Regions from separate parts of the Homo sapiens genome. Here region 2 is linked to region 1. The links are chromatin loops, found by intact Hi-C in ENCODE. Cell type or tissue: B cell. All regions are shown on one strand. Each heading gives the region's core, and the rest is flanking DNA. Links, peaks and the distances in the headings are about the cores only.

Region 1 (10,179 bases), core at 964-8,963:
TAAATAGCAATAGATAAAACTCACATAAACACAAGCTTTTGGAACTTCCAATAATTTATGAGTGTAACGGGGTCCTGAGACCAGAAAGTTATGAGAACTACTGCTTTAGTGATTGACAGAGAAAATGAATCAAGTTGAACAAAAGTTCAGAACTTGGGATATTTCAAATACCATGGCTAATAACATAAGCCAGCATCATCTTTTATTGCTTTGTAGATATTAGAGACACGAAAAACCCTTGGATTCTGTGCCAGAGCTTAAAAGAACTAGAAGCAATTGTTTCTGAGTTCTTGTTTCAAATCCAGTGTCTGATTTGGAGTTGTGTAATCTCTGTGCCGTTGACATTTTGGGCAGGGTAATTCTTTGCTGAGAGGAGCTGTCCTGTGCATTGTAGAATGTTCACAACAACCTTGGTCTCTGCCCACTTGATACCAGTAGGAACCTCAGTTGCAACAACTAAAAATGTCTCAAGACATTGCCACATGTTCCCTGGCTGGCAAGTCACCCAGTTGAGAACCACTGTCTCTTAAGGCAAAGTATCTGTTGTCGCGACAGGACGTTTCTGATTCCCTCTCATTGTTTAGAATTTATTCACATAGCCATTCCTAATTGTAAATAGGCTGGGTTATCTAATATTTATTCTAGATGGGTATATGCCAGCTAAAATTGGATGTTGTATTACTGTGACAGAAGAAGAGAACAAGTATTGAGGGACAGCTCCCAGTTTTCATCATGTGTGGAAAGAGAATCTATGCTTGAAATATTTGTGATGGTGATAGCACATTCTATCAAGTCTAGGAAAACAAGTCACTGGATTTTACTGAAGTATTTAGGTGTAAAAAATTGAAGGCCCTTCCGTGAAAAAGTTCTAATTGGTAATTTCATTTTATGCAAACCCCTATTATGTTATTATTTGAGAGAGTTCAAGCGTACTTTTTATCCTTGGTAAATATTACACAGTAAAAAATTCAAATATCAGAGACAATACAAAAATAATTGTACAGGCTCTTTGCTTTCTTTAGTTACGTTTTTGTCCAGAAATATGTTTTTGTGCATATTTTCATACCACAAGTTAAATTATTTTTCAACTTTCATTAAGGTTTTATCGTCTCTCTTGATGGTGATTGTTCACAAAGAAACAAAATATTTATCTATTAAACAGAGTGTGATTTGCATGAGGTTCTCCCAGAAGTAGCACCTGAGTCAAGGATTCACATTCAAGGAGTTTATTTGGAGAATAAAAGTAGAGGAGCGGAGGTGTGAGACAGAGAAGGGAGGAATCCAATAACAGGTGTACTGTTGAGCACATTTCCACTTTAGGAGATGGGCTGCAATCCCATTAGGGAACCCTATAAGCCAGTATAGAATACAACTCAGAGTTATCCCACCCAACGGACAAGGACACTGAGGTATTTATCCTCCAAATCTCAGCTGCTGTTGGCTCAGGGCAACATCCAGGGGCATTAGGTCCCTGGCACTTCTGGCTTTCCTTTTTTTCCCTAGTCAAGAGAAAGCTTATAGGCAGAGAGCTGCTTATGTGTGAAGCTGGATGTCATGGGATGTCCTGAAGCAGCGAGTGCTGAGAGGACATGATGGGGTACCTACAGCATCTATTCCACCCTCTACACTGGTTGGTTGGCTTGGCTCACTCACCAGCCTCTGGCCCACCAGCCTTGCTCTATGTTATGTTGTGGGCTTACTAAGGTCAGATAGGCAAAGGAAAATGAGCTGAAGCTGGACCTCAAAAGGATGCTGACAAAAATCCTTGCATGATGAATAAATGGTGAATGAACTTCATCAATGTGATGGTCAGGAAAACATAAACATTAACAAAAATATGAAGCTAGTTTTCAGGAGCCATAGCAATATAGTTTTAAATTCCAACCCAAAGGATATCTGCAGAGCAACAATGGGAAATGGAATTTTTTGCTGTTGTTTGCTTTGAACATATCACAGATTCCTCTTCTCTAGGATGTTAATCAGGGCCATCTTGGATCGTACTTACTGTCAGATGTAAGCCAGGCCACTGTTAATGAGAGACTGGAATGCAGCCCCAGAATCGGTGTCTGCTTCAACACAGATGGGCATGGGGATGAGAGATGCCGGGTGGTTATGGAATATGGGGAAAAAATATGGTGACTTAAAGGAGGGCAGAGGCCCTTAAAACTTCCTTTTATAGTACATCAAAGCTGTTGATCATTGAGGAGAAAAAGCTTAAGGTGGGCTACTGGGACCTGCCGCTTTCAGCAAGAAGGCTCATTATTTTGAGGATAAGTAAAACAAGTAGCCTCATGTAAGGATGAAGCGCTCTTCAGTAGATGTTGGTTGAGTCCATATGGCTTGCAGAACATCACATTAAAGTTTGCTGACTCATTCCATGCAAGATTTAAGCAATTTTCCCAAGGAGACAATATGGCTGTCTCCATATAAATGGGAATAATTCTAGAAGGTAAACATTAGTCAGCACAGAGAATGATTTGATGAAGAGATAGAGACTTCTATGGGTAATGGGGGCAGACATAACACAGATACATGGGAAGCAGGGTGGCTAAATGCAAGTGTGTTTTAAGCCAACAAAGGTAGCAGTGGCCATGGTGGAGGAACTGGAGAGAGGGGCCACTTGTTGATAATTTATTCCTACCAGCTCTTATTGCAATAAAAAGAAACTATGTAATACCGTATGTGGTTAAAAATTTGAAACTAATAAGATAAAGGAGGATGATGGTGAAATGGGGGGAAGAAAATAAGATGGTATCAGTATATAAAAATGCACGCTATGAGATACTGTCTCCGCACTGTTCAATATAGTAGCCCTTAACCCCATGGAGCTGTTGGGCACTTGTAAGGTGCTGAGTCCACATTGAGATGTGCTGTTAGGGTTAGGTATGCACACTGGATTTCAAAGACTAATATGAAAAAATGTAAACTATATCATTGATAATTTTTATGTAGATTACATGTTAAAATTATGATACCTTGGCTACACTGGGTTAAATAGAATATAGTTTAAAATCAGTTTCACCTGTTTCTTTTCACTTTTTTAATGTGGCTACTAGAAAGTTATAAATTACATAGTGGCTCTCATTTGTGGTTCACATTGTATTTCTGTTGGACAGGGCTGTTCGCTACCATGGCCTGTACCAGTGGTTCTCAAAGGGGGATGATTTTGCCCCCGAGAAGACAGTTGGTAATGTCTGAAAACATTTTTGGTTGCCACTGCTGGAGGGGAGGGATGCTTCTAGAAGCCCTCTAGTGGGTAGAGGCCAGGGATGTGGTCAAACATTCTATGATGCACAGGAAAGCCTCCGCCATCAAGTATTATCCAAATGTCAATATTGCCAAGGCTGAGAAACTCCACTTTACACCATAGATATAGGGTACTGGGAGCCCAATATGGAGGTATAGTATTAACCTAAGTGTGAGGGTGTAAGCATCTTCTCTAGAGTGTAGACAGTGGGACCCATAATAACACCCTTCACTGCTCAACTGCATGTCAACAGGCAGTACAGCAAGCACCTGATATTGATGTTATTTAATTCCCATGAGAGCACTATTGCGGTAGGCAGCATCTCCATTTTGAATCTAAGTCAGCTGATTCCAGCTTATGGGCTTTATCGCCCACAGAGATAAGAACTGTAACTACTTCAAGTCTCTTGAGTCCATTTATTTCTTTCCATTGTAAGGGCCTACTATCCTAGATAAGGCCACCTAACTAGTCTCTAGTCTTGACCACTTCAGTCCTCCAGTTCTTTCTCCATGTCACAGTGATCTTTCCAAAAATCCAAAACCTTTCAATATTTCTATAATTACTCTCAGGATGCAGCCCACATTCTTTATCATAGTCTAGAAACTATTACTTGGTTTCAACACATTTTTGTCAAGGATACACAATGTATTTTGGACAAAATATGGTAAGAATCACAAAATGACTGCAAGATGATGCATGTTAATGGCTGTCACTACTAGAGATGCATCTTGAAGACAGGATTGGTGACCTTTCTCTCTGTAAACAAAGACTTTTAGGGCAGTATTTTGCTTATGTGGGACCTGTGAACATTTGGGTAAAACATGTTTATGCAATTTAAATGATTATCAAACCAACAATAAGTTTATTGAAATGAGAAGATTTTAATTTGGGAATTTGATAGGAAGATACATGTTGTTTGTTATACTATAAATCTACAAATGATCAATTCTTTGGAGGGAGAGGTTCTGATTTGTATCTTTTTCTGTCTCCAGCAATAACGAGTATAAAGTAGGTTTTGATAGTTCCACCTTAATTAAATTACAAACTTTGTGATGATCCTGAAATGTGTATTTTGAATAAGGGATCTTAAGTGCCACCTAGTGGCAATGAGGGGATATATTACACATTACATTACAAAATGTATTAGTTTTGAAATTATAAAGGATCTTAAGTGCCACCTAGTGGGAGTAAAGGATTATATTACACAACATACTACAAAATAGAGCCGTTTTGAAAATGTAAATGGTCTTAAGTGCCACCTAGTGGAAATGAGGGGATATATTACACTTATTTTAAAATATGTTACTGAAAAGTTGTCCCCTTCTCGGTGGTAGCCCCAGTATGACTTAAACGCTGTGAATACAAAAATGGTATCTCCTTAAAATTATGCATTCTCATCTTCTTTATTCAGTTTACCTGTCTGTCACACTGCCCTCTGGACATCTAATTTTTTAAAAAAGAAATTTTTTGTATGAGTTGAAACAGATGAATCCTGAAATCTGAGTGAAATTTTGAAACTGCAAGTTTGTTTCTCTCTTATGTAAGAGTCCAATGAGGATATTTGGTGGACAGCCTTCCTTGTAGTGACTTGGGGATCCATGCTCCTCCCATCTTGTAGTTCAGCCAGACTTTAGGGCAGAGATCAGCAAACTGTTTCTGTTAATGGCCAGATGGGAAATATTTTAGGCTTTGTGGACTTTCTGGTCTGTGTCAAAACTACTCAGCTTTGCCTTTGTAGTGTGAAAGCAGCTGTATACAATATGTAAATGAATGAGTGTGGCTGTATTCCAATAAAAGTTTATCTTTAATGCTGAGATTGGAATTTGATAGGTTTTTCATGAAATAGTCTTCTTTTTAATTTTTCTTCAACCATAAAAATGTAAAAAACATGATTAGCTCACAGGCAGTGCAAAACCAGTTTGTTAACACTTGCCCTAGGGCTTTGGAATCCTTACTTCCAGCCAGAGGCTGGAGAAAGGATCTTGCATGGGAAGTTTTTTTCTAGGCCAGCCTGTAATCAGTCAAGCACCATCCCATTGGCCAGAACACAGTCACATGATCACAGACAGGGTGGAGAGGGAATAGGTTTTGGTGAACACATAGCAGTGTACCCACAGTCTCTAACACAGTCCACCCTGTTACTTTAAAAATAAAATTTTGTTATTCATTCATTTATTCTTTATCAGTTGATGCCATTTCTTAGCCATGTTCCCTTGGTATTTATCATTACACGCACATGTTCGTGAACATATCCACTTTAAGACCTTGTCTTTAAACTCGGTACGTATGTATAAAGTGATTATGATGAACATAAGAAATGGCATCAGTTAATAATGAATGAATGGAATTGTATTTTTAAAGAAATACCATGAACTGTATTAGAGATTGTGGCTACAGTGTTGTGTGTTCAACAAATCTTTCTCTAACCTCCACCCACATGGTTGAAAACAAAGGAGACTTCGAACCCCAGCTCAGTGTAGCACCAATGCCTCAATAGCATCCTTGGAGCAGAGCTCCTCAAATGAGAATGTGCATGTAATTGTCTGGTAAATATTACCAGCACAATGGGGCCTGAGCTTCAGAATTTTTAATACTGGTTATGCTGATGTTGCTGGACTGTGGAACACACTTTGAGTTGTAAGAATAAGTGTACTGAGCTAATAAGAGAAACCACGTTTCTTCATCTCTGTAATCACCGATAGTTTTGACTGTAATAGCTGGGACCCCAGGCAGCTGTCTGGATTTTGGAGAAAATGAGGATATAAAGGGAATGTGAACTGAAGCTCAAAGCTTGGGATAGCTATGGATTATAATAAATTTTAAAGCAACAACTTGCAAACAAATGGGTATTATGTATCTGATGCAGTTCAGGTTTTAAAAATAAATCTTACAGCCAAAAAAAAAAAGAACCCCCTGTCATTAATCTAGGTTGACAAACATGAAAGAAAAGTTTAGGAAAGAAAGGAAACAGAGAGATGGGGAAGAGGGGTAAGGTGAGTGGGTGGGTGGAGGAATGTCTTAGATTGACTAGAGAAATGGGTTTTGCTTCATGGGATTTTTTCATATTTCCAGGAGAGGGCAGCCAGTCCCCACTCTAAAAACAATGTAAACTTTTACATTTGCATCTACCATTTTCAGAAAGTATTGTGATATACAGTGATTTTTTAAAAAACTTACTTCTGTCCATTCTATTAACCATAATTGGAAGCTCAATATATACGAAGGGCATTAAACTAAGAGTCAAACATCTGAATTTGGAAGGTCCTTTTTCCTAGATCTTAGCAATTCTGTACCTGCAGGCAAGTTGATGAACATCCTAGATTTTTTATATGTAAATTAGATGCAGTAAGACTAGATCCGCCTCCTGGAAGGATGGCAGATAATTAATGAATATTGTTTGTGAAAGCCCTGTATGAATATATTAATTCATTCATCTATCCATTCACTTGTTCAGTCACACATTTAAGCCTTAACGTGTTGCAGTGCTGGATGTCGAAATACAAAATGACCGTCACACAGATTCTGCCTTCAAACAACCTATTGCTAACTGAAGAAAAATAGTATGATTATGCTATAATTGAACTGCAAAGTGACAGTCTAATAAGGCTTGGTAGGAGCACCCTCTACTGACAACCCTGACCTGCTGTCCTTTTCTCCCAGTACTTGGCACTTCACTCATTCCATTCCAGTTACATAGGCCTCCCCCAGCTGTTCCTCAGACTCAACAAGTTCTCTATGTTTTGGGGAATTTGAATTTCGTTTTCTTGCCTGAAGTGTTTTTCCCTTAGTTATCCACATGGCTCATGCTCAAGGATTTTTAAAAAAAGATCTCTGCTCCCTTGTACAATTCTTACAGAGGCCACTCAGAGTACATTATCTAAAATAGCACCTCAGTTACTCTCTATTTCACCCTCTCTCAGTCTGCAAATTAAGATGTCATTCCCTAAGGCATCCATTGTATGCAATGAATTAACTTCTCTCGTATGTATCGAGAATGGTAATAGCTGTGCATCATCCTTGGGAAAATTGAGAATATAGTCTGTCAAAGTACTTTCTGTGTTCTGTGGTTTAGATGAAGATAGCAAGTTGAGTCCGTGTTTTACTTTGCTTTATAACAGTTTTCACTTACCAAACACAATATTATGAATATATTTAATTTGTTTTTCTCTCCTTTCTCACCATTAGAACACAAACTCTAAAAAGGTAGGAACCATGGTTTGTTCAATGTTGTATCTGTAGCACCTACACCACCATGTGCCATCTCCAGCTTGGCATATTGTAGGGTAGGCAATACACTTTTGTTGGATGGATGAGTGTGAATGACGAATGAATGGATGAATGAATGTTGAGAATGCACTCAAGAGGTAACTCTTGATCTGGGTCTTGTAAGATCAGCAGAATTTTCCTTGGTAGATGGGGATGGGAAAGGTATTCAGACACAGTATGGTTTAATGCCACAGTCTTGTAAACTTGAGAGAGCCATATCCAGGTAAGGCAGTGGCTTTCTGAAGTGGCAAATCCATACCTATTGTAGTTTTCCTGATTTTTGTCCTTCTTTGGAGAGTATTATACACTGCATATACATTGTATTATTCACAATATATTTTTGACAGAAATAAGTTGTATTTCCTGAGCAGACACCTCCACTTGTTGATGGCCTGTGTACTAAGGAAAATACAGATTTTAACATTAGCCTAAATACCACATAATTAGAAATTTAATCTACTGGGGAAAATATCATTAAATTTTCATACTGCATATATTACTTTGACTTATCAGAGTTATTCTTCTCTTATTAATAAAAGAACAAGGTGTCAGTTTACTCACTGATTAAAATAATCATATTATTCCATTTCAAGAGCCTATGTTTTCAATAGTGAAATGCATGTTTAATGATCTTTAGATCCATGCTACTCAAAGTATGGTCCCCGGACCAGTGCCAATTCTTAGATAGTCCTTGCAGGTCTGTAAGGATATATGCAAATCAAGCAAGAGTAAACATTTAGAAACTTTTATAGAAATTTGGCACCATAATTTTATATCTATTGAACCTAATTTTTAAAACTGGGCTTGTGTTTCATGTGCTTCCCTCCACCCCTTTTTAGTAATTTATTTTATTTTTATTACATTTTACAAAAGTATGATTCTGCAATGGATTGGAAACAAACAAGCAAACCTTGTCTTTCAATACAGGTCATTTGAGAAACACTGCTCTAGAGCATGATTCGTGCACTGCCTTTAGTCCCACAAAGCCTAAACTATAGGGAACACTGAGAATTTAGCTTGGAGTCGAACTGACCTTAAACCAGGTGACAGTGCCTGTTAATAGTGCTGATAGCTGGCATTTATCAAGCACTTACTATGTTCCAGACATTACACTAAAGACTCGAGAGATTTCCCTTGCAGCAAGGGCCTGAGAAAAGTAAAAGTAGATGGGGGAGAGGGAGATTGTGTGTGTGACATCAGAAGCACACACAGATGTTTCTTGCTCTATCCAACTTCTTTCAGGGATAGAAAGTCTAGAATGACAACCACTCCACTGACAGTTACACTGATTTGACATCCATTTTCTTTTATTTCTGGGTTGGTTTTAGTAATGTTTTGGTAATATAAGCCATTAAGCTTACACATGGGTACAGGAAAGGCTGAGTTTCGGGTTGTTTGTTTATGCATGCATGGATGCCTTGGAGACCTGGTGGAGAACCCAAAAGCTTAATAGCGGCCTTTGCTTAAGGAAACCTGGCCTACTTCACCCAGGGGCAAAGCTATTAGTGTCCAGAATCTGGGCCCTGTTGCATAAAGATCTTGTTGTAACTGGTTCAATTCTAGGAGGGCTGGGGAAATATGTTTTTTAGAAGCCTTGAAATTTACAACCTCATTGTCCATTGTGGTCTTTTCAAAGCATTCAAAGAATCTGCATTGATAACAGTCTGTGGATTAAAAGGACAAGCAACCTTTGCTATAGTTTCCTGCATTTGGAAACCCTGTGGACCCTGCTAGGCAACCCTTTTGGTAAAAGGTAGGCAGCGAAATGCAAGAATCGGTAGAATCTACACAGCATCTGGGCTAAATCAGAAGTATGCCAGAATAAAAGGGGAATATATAACATATGCCCTTGGTAAGCTGGACTTCACTAGCAGGGCTTCATCTCCCTCTGTGCTGAAAGGTTAGCAAATATTTTATCTAAACGTGCCACAGAAAAGCACCATAGGTATTGTCTATTGGTAGAATAAATAGTTCAATCAATAGCTCAGTGTAGTTTAAGTTGAATTTAATAAGACTTTGGAAGCAGATGGACTAAAAGAAACACAGACACACACAGAATTTGGGGCCCTTGTTCTGTAGCGATTGCTCATAAAAGAATGTGAATCTTTAGACTACGTTTCCTAAAAGGAATCCAGCCATACTTATCGAAAATTTTAATGGAATTTATAAAAACTGAACTGAAACTTGTATCCACAAGTCCTTAAGCCTTTTGACCACCTCTGTGATTAGGCATATTCAGCTAATGTAACTAATTGCCAGATTTAGCAAATCACTCAGTTACATTTGAATTTCAGAAAAACAAATATTTTTACAGTATATTCCATGTGGTATTTATAAGTAGATCCCATGCAATGCTTTGAAAAGACCATAATGCAAAATAAGGTTGAAAATTCCAGGGTTTCTAAAATCATGTTTTCCCCAACCCATCTAGAACCATGCAATATTTGGGACATATTTATGCTAAAAATATTCATTTATTATCTGAAAGTCAAATTTAACTGAGTGACCTGTATTCTGTCTGGCAACCCTAATCTAGTGTCATTGATAAAAAGATGTGGGAACAGATAAAAAAGATGCAGCAGACAATTGGTTAATTCTTTTTTCTTTTCTTTTCTTTTTATTTTTTGAGATGGAATCTCGCTCTGTCGCCCAGGCTGGAGTGCAGT
Region 2 (10,179 bases), core at 839-8,838, 1.2 Mb before region 1:
TTGGAATCCTTTTAGATCTACAGAAAGGTTGCATAGATGGTGTAGTTTCTATATATCTTTCACTCAGTCTCTCCCAATGTTAACCTCTTACACAACCACAGCACATTTGTTGAAAGTATGAAACGAACATTGGTTCAGTACTATTAGCGGAACTCTAGGCTTTATTTAGATTTCACTACTTTACCACTATGGTCTTTTTTTCTGTTCCAGGATCCAATCCAGGATCCTACATTGCATGTAGTATAGAGGTTTATTTCTTTGATATTTCCTTTAAAGAAGAGTGTTTGAAAGAATGACATTGGTCTCAATTTATATTTTGGGGAGAAATGCAACCCTGAAGAAAACATCACTCTATGCCACAATTAGGAAACCAGCGTCTTGCAGTTCTGTTCTCTTTGGTCTGAGTAGCAATGTTGTGTTGTTGTCTTTAGTCTGAACCAGTCCTTAATTTACATTTACTTATTTATTTATTTTAGACGGAGTCTCACTGTGTCGCCGAGGCTGGAGTGCAATGGTGCAATCTCGGCTCACTGCAACCTCCGCCTCCCAGGTTCAAGCAGTTCTCCTGCCTCAGCCTCCCGAGTAGCTAGGATTACAGTCACGCACCACCACACCCGGCTATTTTTTTTTTTTTTTTTTTGATATTTTTAGTAGAAGCAGTATTTCACCACGTTGGCCAGGCTGGTTTCAAACTCTTGACCTCAAGTGATCCGCCCATCTTAGCCTCCCAAAGTGCAGGGATTACAGGCGTGAGCCACTGTGCCTGGCTGGGTTCTTAACTTTTAAAATATAGAAAACTCCATATAAACACCAAATCTTTGACATCTCTTGAAAAACCAGAAGATCTGGCAACATACATCCTGCCTGCACATCTAGCCATAGTTGTCTGCCCCTGGGTAGAGGCTGCCCCCTTTTCCTGGGGCAACATTCTCCTCTCTGCTGTCTGCTCCAGTGGTCTCTATTTTCTGCCCATGGAAGCCAAATGTCGATTGTCCTATCCTCTCGACTGTGCTTGTGTTTGCTGTTAGGCCATGCCCTAAGCACACCTTTCCGTTTGTTCTGTTGGCTCTTGTAGGTGTCTGATTTTGCTTGTATGCCTCTCAGCCTTAGGACTCATTTAAATTAGAGGGCAAATAGCTGCCTGTCTCCAATTAACCTGGGCCTGCAATGCAGCTCAGGACGTGCATGGGACTGGAGAAATTTAATTATCCTCCTGAAGAGGGAGTGTGCTTTTACTGTTGAAGAGAAAAAAACCAAAGAGCATATCAAATAGGTCTGTATAAATGTTGCCTTAAGATGGAGGGTATTCTGAAGCTCTTGATCCTGAACTAGGCTCAACAGAGCATGGCCGGCAGCGTTGAGGTCGGGGACAGAGACCCACGTAGTCAAAGGACTTGCACTCTTCCACATGGCAACGAATCTGCTTCCTGCCTTGTATTTTAGAGAATTAAAGAAAATTCCAATTCTAAAATGAATAATGCAGCCCTGGGAAAACAAGTAACAGTGGAATTGTCTAAATCTAGATTTATGGTTCAGATGCCGTTGGTTGGAAATTTTCTTTTTCATATAAATTGTAACCATATGTAGCTTGAGATTTGCTGGTTTAGCTTAACCTCCCAAATAATACTTATTTTAGAAATATGTTTATATTTTCATTTTCTTCTGGAGAAAGGCTTTTATTGTATCATCATTGTTTTGGTATTATTCTAATTTTTATTGTGCATTAAAAAAAATCTTATTTTATTTTTAGTTTTTGAGACAGGGTCTCACTCTGTCACCCAGACTGGAGTGTGGTGGCATGATCTCAGCTCACTGCAGCCTCTGTCTCCCAGGTTCAAGTGATTCTCCAGCCTTAGCCTCCCGAGTAGCTGGAACCACAGGCACATGTCACCTCACCTGGCTAATTTTAGTATTTTTTTTGTAGAGATGGGATTTCACCATGTTGCCCAGGCTGGTCTCAAACTCATGAGCTCAAAGCCATTCACCCACCTTGGCCTTCCGAAGTGCTGGGATTACAGGTGTGAGCCACTGCGTCCAACCTATTGTACATTTTTCCTATATTTTGGAAAAATTAAAGTATGGGAAGTATATCGGTCTCATGGCAAAGCATCTAGAATGCAAAGAACTAGAACTTACTATTTTAACCTTTTGAAATAGAGCAAATTCCAGAGAACTTGTCTTTCTAAAAGTGAAGGAAATTTAAGAGTATATTTCTTCTCAATCAGTTTATTGAGTGCGTGCTGAGAATCTGTATTGGTAATTTTTATTTTTGGAAAAAAAAACTTCCGAAACAATTTAGTAGTTTTGAATGAAAGATGACTGTATGCAAATCAAATGTTCAACTGTTAATAAATTAGTGTTTGAGGGCAATTACATTTCAAAGATATAAAAATCAAAGGAAAAAAATTGGGGAAACGTTTGAAGAGAGAAATAAGGTGTTTTCTACAAGATTTTCTTTCCATAGCCCCAAACCTTTTAATAAAAGAGAACAATTTGAATTGTGCCTATTATTTAGAAAGATGAGTGATAAAATAGCCAGTCATATATAGGTATATATATATATATTATTTTATTTTATTTTAGGTTCCGAGATACATGTGCAGAATGTGCAGGTTTGTTACATAGGTAAACGTGTGCCACGGTGGTTTGCTGCACCTATCAAGCCATCACCTAGGTATTAAGCCCCGCATGCATTAACTATTGATCCTGATGCTCTCCCTCCCACTGGCCAGTCATATATTATTATCCAGCTTTCTTCTGGGAAAAAATTATAAAACTATACTTATTATATTTGGCTCTAATATGTTTTGCACCCATATTGTTCATTCCCTAAGCACTGTGCTAAGTATTCACATTCATTAATTCAATTAATCCTTACAAAAGCTGAAAAGGTGTGAATTACTATCTCCATGTTACAGATGAATAAACTGAAGGGCAGAGAGAATAAGCAAGTTGATCGATAGCTGCTAAGTGGCAGAGCTGGGATTTGAACTTAGGTGTGTATGATCTTTCAAGCCTGTCAACTGAACTACTCCACACACTGCCCCTGCTAATTGCTATGGCGTTATGTCCTGTGATTCCTATGTGATAAGAAATAAGAGAGCAAAACTATCTCTCTGGCTTCAGCCACCCCTGCTGTTGCCGTGAGCAGGAAGCAGGGTTCAGGGGTCTCCCGACCTCTGGTTTCTGTGGCACCCATGTCCTGACCAGATCTCATAGGCTTGGAGTTGCAACTACATATTTTCCAATTTGTGTGTTTTTTATTTCCCTTCCTAAAGGGATTTGGGCCAGCTTGAAGATAAAAAACACAGAAACAATCAAACCGGACATACTAACACAAGATTAAAAAGACCAAGTGGATTTAAAAGAATTACATTAGAAAGCCAAGTTAGGGCCGGGCACGGTGGCTCCCTCCTGTAATCTCAGCACTTTAGGAGGCTGAGGCGGGTGGATCAATTGAGGTCAGGAGTTTGCCATCAGCCTTACCAACATGGTGAAACCCCGTCTCTACTAAAAATACAAAATTAGCCGGGTGTGGCGGCGCACACCTGTAATCCCAGCTACTTGAGAGGCTGAGGCAGGAGAATCGCTTGAACCCAGGAGGCGGAGGTTGCAGTGAGTCGAGATCACACCTTTGCACTCCAGCCTGGGTAACAAGAGCGAAATTCCATCTCAAAAAAGAAACAAAAGCCAAGTTAGAAGTGAACGTTTGAAACCCCAAAGAGTGCCGATGTTCTAGGCACCTAAGAGAAGCAGAGAAGGAAAAAGTAGTCTATGTGATCCCCGGTGGTGATGGTGTCGGGGTATACAGGCAGACCCGGGATTTTTAAAAAATTTTATTTTTGTTATTATTATTTGGTATTTTCAGCAGAGACGGGGTTTCACCATGTTGGTCAGGTTGGTTTTGAACCACCGGTCTCAGCCTCCCAAAGTGCTGGGGTTACAGGTATGAGCCACTGCACCTGGCCAGACTCGGGATCTTGAAAGATGGCTTTTAGCATTTGCTGAAGAGCTAGTTGCAGTAAGAAATGTAAGGACCACTGGCCATGATGAGTTTAGCACCTCTCTTCCTCACATATCCATTTTTATGAGTTCTGTGTTCTATATGAGGGCAAGCAATCCAATTGGACCCAGACCCCCTTCCCTCCCAAGGAGCTGCGTGTGATCTCCAGCTGAGGAGAGGCTTGCACTCACAAGTAAGTACACTTCGAAGGCGATTTGAAACACAATACTGATCATATATTTCAGAAGAGGTCAAACACGAATTTGAATACAAGCAGAATCAGCATTTGCTCAGAAGAATAAAGGCAAGTATGATACTGAAGGTTCATAAAGGGTCATGGAGTAAACACAAACATTACGTTCTCTCTGTTATCTGAGTTTTTCAAGTTTAGGGTACAAAACATGAAGTTCTCTTGAGTATGGATGAGCTGGAACAAATCTTTTTTTAAAACGTTCTCAGAGAAAGTATTTTTAAAAACAAAAGAAAGATACGCATTTTATATGACTGGAAAAATGACCTAGAAGCAGCACGAAGCCATCCCAGGAGAAACAGCACTGGCTTTGAAGTGATAACCGTTAGAGTTGGCTGTGGGGTGTTTCACGACAGAGCTCGTGGGTCACCAGCACTCATGTTAGAAACACAAGTGAAGGCAGGCTTCTCTATTTCTTCTGCAACACCTAGCACCAGAGCAGTCCCACCTTGTTGCATCAATGAAGGGCTATGATTCACATTACTGTCCATATGGTGTGTGCCTCCTGAAGTTGTACAGTGCACAACCTGTGTACCCGTACACAGCAGCCCTGAGAGAGGGGGATCTCTTTGGGTTTTGAAAAGTTTCTCTTTCTGTTTTATTGTCTGCTGGATGGGCAAGTATAAAAATGTAAAACCAATGGCTTGGATAAGTATTTCAGTGTGCTTATCTTCGACCCAAAAACGATTGCTGAAGAAGATGAATATAGAATTGAATTTTTAAATGGAATAATGTAAAATATAGAAAATGGGTTGGTTATCTTCAGAAATTCTGTGGTGATTCTTTTTTTAGGGAAAGGAAGCCTTGCTGGACGCAGTGGCTCACGCCTGTAATCCCCACACTTTGGGAGGCCAAGGCAAGTGGATCACTTGAGCCGAGGAGCTCGAGACCAGCCTGGGTAACACGGGACCTACAAAAATAGTAGAGGTGGGGTCTCTACAAAAAATCACTAAATGAAGCGGGAGGATCTCTTGAGCTCAGGGATAGAGGCCACAATGAGCCGTAATTGCGCCACTGCCACTTTCACCTGGGTGACAGATTGAGACCTTGCCTCAAAAAAAAAAAAAAAAAAAAAAGGCTTCCACGAAGTAAATAATCGTTTTATATAGAAATACATCAGAAAAATTCGGATTTGTCTACATTCAATCTGCATGAAGGGCATTGCAGTGCATGGATCCCAGCTCCGTGAGTGGAAAGCACACGCCGGAGGGCGCTGCTGTTGCCACTGCATACCCAAGAGCCCACTCGGACCCTCCAGCAGAGGGCGCAGTGCTGCCTCTGCTGTGCACCGCTGTGCCGCCTCCGCTGTGCACCGCTGTGCACCGCTGTGCCGCTTTAAGGAAATGAGAAGCCTCTGTCTCTGCCTTTCGAAAGCAGAGGTAATTAATCAGTGGGGGCACTGTGTGGGGAATGGGGCTTTAGTCCCCCATACTCTTGGTCAGCTTCCCCACCCCAGCCACCTCAAGCAACCACATAATATAGGGAAGAGGGCAGGCTTGCTGTGCCAATGTAGCTCCCAGATGACTTCCCAAGCTTTCTGGAAAATTAGGAACCAACAGGGAAATGATTTTATTTATCGCACAGGGATTATTCTTACTTATAATCCTAATGCACAAGGATTAGATGAGTTAATCTAGTCCAAAATGCTCTTGTAAACTGCTCGTGTAAGATACCATTGCACGGATGTAAATGCTGGATACTCATAATCCCGTGATCCCCATACATGACTGTGTATTTGAATCTGGGAACTTCAAAAATACTGATGCCTGGGCCACTCCCAGAGATTGTGATTTAACTGGCATGCAATGTGGTCTGGGCTTTGGAATCTAAATGATCTCCAGGTGATTATAAATATGCAGACAAATTTGGGAAACTCTGCTGTAGTCCATTTCTCCCCTTCTCTCAAGGTAAGCCTGTTGTTGGCCCCTTTTGTCTGTGTAATGATAATGATGATGACCACGATGATGAAGACCATGAGTGTACATACAATAATTCACCATATTTGGCCCTTCTGAGATTTCTCTTTGGAGAGATCCCTACTGGATTATAACACACTGACAATAGAGCTTAGCCATAAATATCGTAGGATGTCTGCTTTCTTTCATTTCCTTGTATGTCATATACCATATCTTGAAACTGTTGGTTGAACTACATTTTACTTTTGCATTAAATATTTCTGAATATCTGCTCTACATTAGGCATTGTTAAAAAACATTTCAAGGATCCGATATTTGAGTCCTGGGCAGATACTGGCGTGTTCAGAGAAGATGTGTTATTAATTTGGCCACTAGATGGCAGGACTTTGTAAATCATAATGAATATAAACCAAAGCGCATAATAAAATTCTTAATATAAAAACAAATAAATGGCTCCTAGGTGAAGATGGAGCAGGCTTAGGTAGTATTCTAAGGGAAATGCAGTTTATCTTTGATGGCCTAGAGAGTCCCCTTTCTCCCGTCTGTCTGGGTAGCTCCAGGGCTATCAGGACCACCGGCCCCCACATTGGTGCATGTGCTCTCTGCTTCACTCCTGAGCTCTCGGTCTCTCCTGGTGATCAGGAAGGGCTGGACAGCAAACCAAATGGCAGACCACATGGATCATGCTAATTCCAGGCCAACTGATGCAAGACTGGGGAGAGTGAATTTTTACTTTTCCCCATCCATAGTTTCTTGCAGGCAACAGTGCAAATAGAAGAACCAGGAAGGAAAGGTGGGTATGCTGCTGCAGGATTTATAACTCATGCTGACCCCATGAGAGGAGGAAGCCACAGGCCTGTGGGACCCTAGACGATCAGGTGCACTGGCTTGGGTGTACAAGCTGCATCAGCTGGGATTCAGGTTGTCTTCAGATTTAAACTATTACAGGTATGTAAGATAAAGGTATTTAGATTCATGCCAGGCTATTACCTGTCAGTGCTTGCAGGTGACTATGTATTTTTCTGCAACTATTTGTTAAAAAATGTTTAGCTTCAGGTCAAGTAAGCCCTCTTCCTAAGCCTGAGTCCTTGGGGACACTATGCCCAGTTTATGCCACAACTAAAATGCCCACACCCTAATTTTCAGCCCACTAAGTTATAGATCAAAACTGCTCTTCAATAGTAATGACTGAAAGTGTTTTTGATATAGTTAGGTGGACAAAAGACCTCTGTAGGACACCTGTCTGTCTCATTCCCACTTTCCAATGGAGAAAAGATCTCAGTGATAACAATGGAATGTTGCTTTGCAAGCATTTTTGGCTATAAACCTCAGTCTTTAGCAATAAATATGGTGAAGACCACGAACATTCATTTACCCCTTCCCCAGGCCCATGGCCACACATGTGAAAATGTGTTTGGAAGCTGAAGAAAACATATTGAGCTTGTTAATTGAAGATGTACAGAAAATATTGTTTTAAAATAGTTCATCAAGTCAGGCATGGTGGCACGTGCCTGTAATCCCAGCTACATGGGAGGCTGGGGCAGGAGGATCACTTGAGCCCAGGAGTTCAAATCTAGTCTGGCCAATATAGTGAGACTTCCATTTCTAAAAAATAAAAATAAACAAATACAAAGTTCATTATATATTTCCTGATTTTTCAAATCCTTGTAAATTTCCCAGTTGCCTTCACAGTTAGGTGCCAGCGTGTGGCTGAGTTCTAGCCAGTACAATGTGAACAGATGTGGCATTAAACCTCACATACTCCTCCATGACTTTCCCCTCTTCCTGCTGGCCGGAATGATAATGACTAGAGTGTTCTGGGAAGCCAAATTTTGAAGATGGCAGAGCCACCATCAGCCTGGGCCTTTGAATGACCATGTGAAACAGAGCCCTTCTCTTCCCTACCCCCTACTTTATAAACCAACTCCCTTCCCCAACTCCTATCCCTTCAAAGTGTTACGTGAATCAGAAACTTCTCTGTGTGTGAGCCATTACATTTTTCGTTCTACCTGTCACAGCGCTTTAGGTTGTAACAAAGGACGTGCATGGTTCACACTGGAACTCTCCATCTTAGGCACCTTAAACCCTGCTTTAGGAAGATGATAGCCCCCCCAAGTGGCAAATACATACTTGGTTTGATGAAATAACTGACAACAAGCTAGCGTAATGCTTTACAATTGAAAGCCATTGAAAATCACATTTAAGGCAACGTTGATTGTGTACTCCAGTGTTCCTGAAAAGTTTAGGAATTTCAGCTGCATGCAGGCTTTATGGTTCACAGATTTCATTGTAGAATGCTGAATTAGAACTCTCGGTGAACCCTAGTCACATGCCAGTTTTAAGTCATGAATACCTTACTTTACTAAACTAAGTAATGTTTTATAACTTGCCTAGATGGAAAGCCATTTAAATACAGTGATAGATTAGTAAGAGATAACCATGTGGCAATGGGGGAAATCAGTGACCTGGGTCATACTCCTGGATTTCCCACTACCTTCGGGCCATGGACAAGCTATTAGATTGGTGTAAAAGTAACTGCGGTTTTTGCCATTACTTTCAATTCATACTTCACCTCCCCGAACCTGAGTCTTCTCTCCTTAAGCAATGCAGATGGAGGTGATTTCTTCCAGCTCTAACATTTTACCATTCTATAGTCATTATTTTTTTCTTTTTTGCTCTTTTAGAATTTAGTTTTTATTTCTATCAGTTAAACACCGATGGTTTAAAACAGGGATTTGCAAACCTTTTCTGTAAAAGACCAGATAGTAAATATTGTAGGCTTCGTGGGTCACACAGACTCTGTGGCAACTACTCAACCCTGCCATTCTCCTGGGCAAGCAGTCATAGACAACACTGAAATAAATGGACGTGGCTGTGTTCCAATAAAAGTTTATTTGCAAAGATAGGCAGCTGGCTCCCTGGCCATAATTTGCTGACCCCTGTTATACAGGGCCAGATGTCTTCCTGCTAGGACCCACTGCAGCCATTAGCAATAATTTCCTGCACTGCACCTCCCCACCCCCAGCCCCTGTGGCTCCAGTTTTTCTTCCCTGGATATAACCACTTTTTTTTCTAATTAACCTCCATATCCCTCAATAACATGTGTACAGAACAATTTCTGCCCAGAAAGCTTGCTCAGGTTTAACCAGCCCTCCAAATGACTCACATTAAAGTTTGAAAGACATGCTCCAGATAATTTTTTCACATTATTGTATATATATATATGTATTTAAGTTTGCTTTTTCTTAAGCCCAGTACTTCTGTTACTAGCCCTACCTTTATCACCAGTTCCAAAGTTTCTCTGGCACCATATCTTCCTCTTTCTTTTAGACTCCTTCATTTGGAGGCGGGGGCTGGGGGGAAGCCTGTCATCCAGTAGCTTCCTGAGGAATGGTAGTTGGGAAATATATTTTTGACGTTCTGCAAGTCTGAAAATGTCTTAAGCATGCTTTCACACTTAACTCAAAACTTGGCTGATGGTAGAGTTCTTGATTGGAGACAGTTTTCCTTCACAATGTTAAAGGCTTTATTCTATATACTTGTAGTTTCCATTGTTTCTGTTGAGAGATTCGAAGCATTTCAAACCTTGTAATAAGATTGTTTCTTCCTCAGTTTTCCTCTCTGGAAGCTTCTCTGAGCTTCTCTTTGACCCTAGCATGTGTCTCAGTATGGTTCTATTTTCATCCATTGTATTAGTCACTCAGGGGACCCTTCCAATTATGCCTTCAATTCTGGGATAGTTTCTTGGTTTACTTCTGCGACAATTTCCTTCCCTGCATTTTTTCCTGTCTTCTTTTTCTGGGACTTTTTCCACTTAGTCGTTGGCCCGCCTGCCTGGAGTGATACTTTTTTTTTCTATTTTTCATTTCTTTATCTTTTTGCTCTAGTCTCTGAGAGACTTCCTCAACTTTTTGTTCTATTTGAGTTTTTCATTTCTGTGTTCATTAATGTGAAACCGTATGAAATTGCCAATATTTGATGATTTTTAATCTTACAAAATGGCAATCTCC

Evidence for each region. A loop is a pair of places that touch in the nucleus more often than their neighbours do. Peaks named below come from ENCODE experiments on the same cell type or tissue, not always from the same donor. Only the 100,000 strongest peaks of a DNase experiment are listed, where the experiment ranks them.
Region 2: it touches region 1 in a loop (28-fold over the local background); 9 of 110 quality-filtered maps call a loop at or near these places.

The regions. Positions count from the first base shown.
Region 1 is chrX:11,527,572-11,537,750 of GRCh38, reverse strand. The region is part of intron 1 of ARHGAP6 (Rho GTPase activating protein 6); the gene reads left to right. Among named protein-coding and RNA genes, the nearest start is that of ARHGAP6, 130 kb to the left of the region's middle. In B cell, for the core only: CTCF peaks have their summits at 4,207 and 4,406 (motif pointing left); a DNase peak (open chromatin) is centred at 4,430.
Region 2 is chrX:12,766,985-12,777,163 of GRCh38, reverse strand. No RefSeq gene overlaps it. Among named protein-coding and RNA genes, the nearest start is that of PRPS2, 19 kb to the left of the region's middle. In B cell, for the core only: CTCF peaks have their summits at 5,283, 5,495 (motif pointing right), 6,390 and 6,591 (motif pointing right); DNase peaks (open chromatin) are centred at 5,533 and 6,533; H3K27me3 peaks cover 199 bases.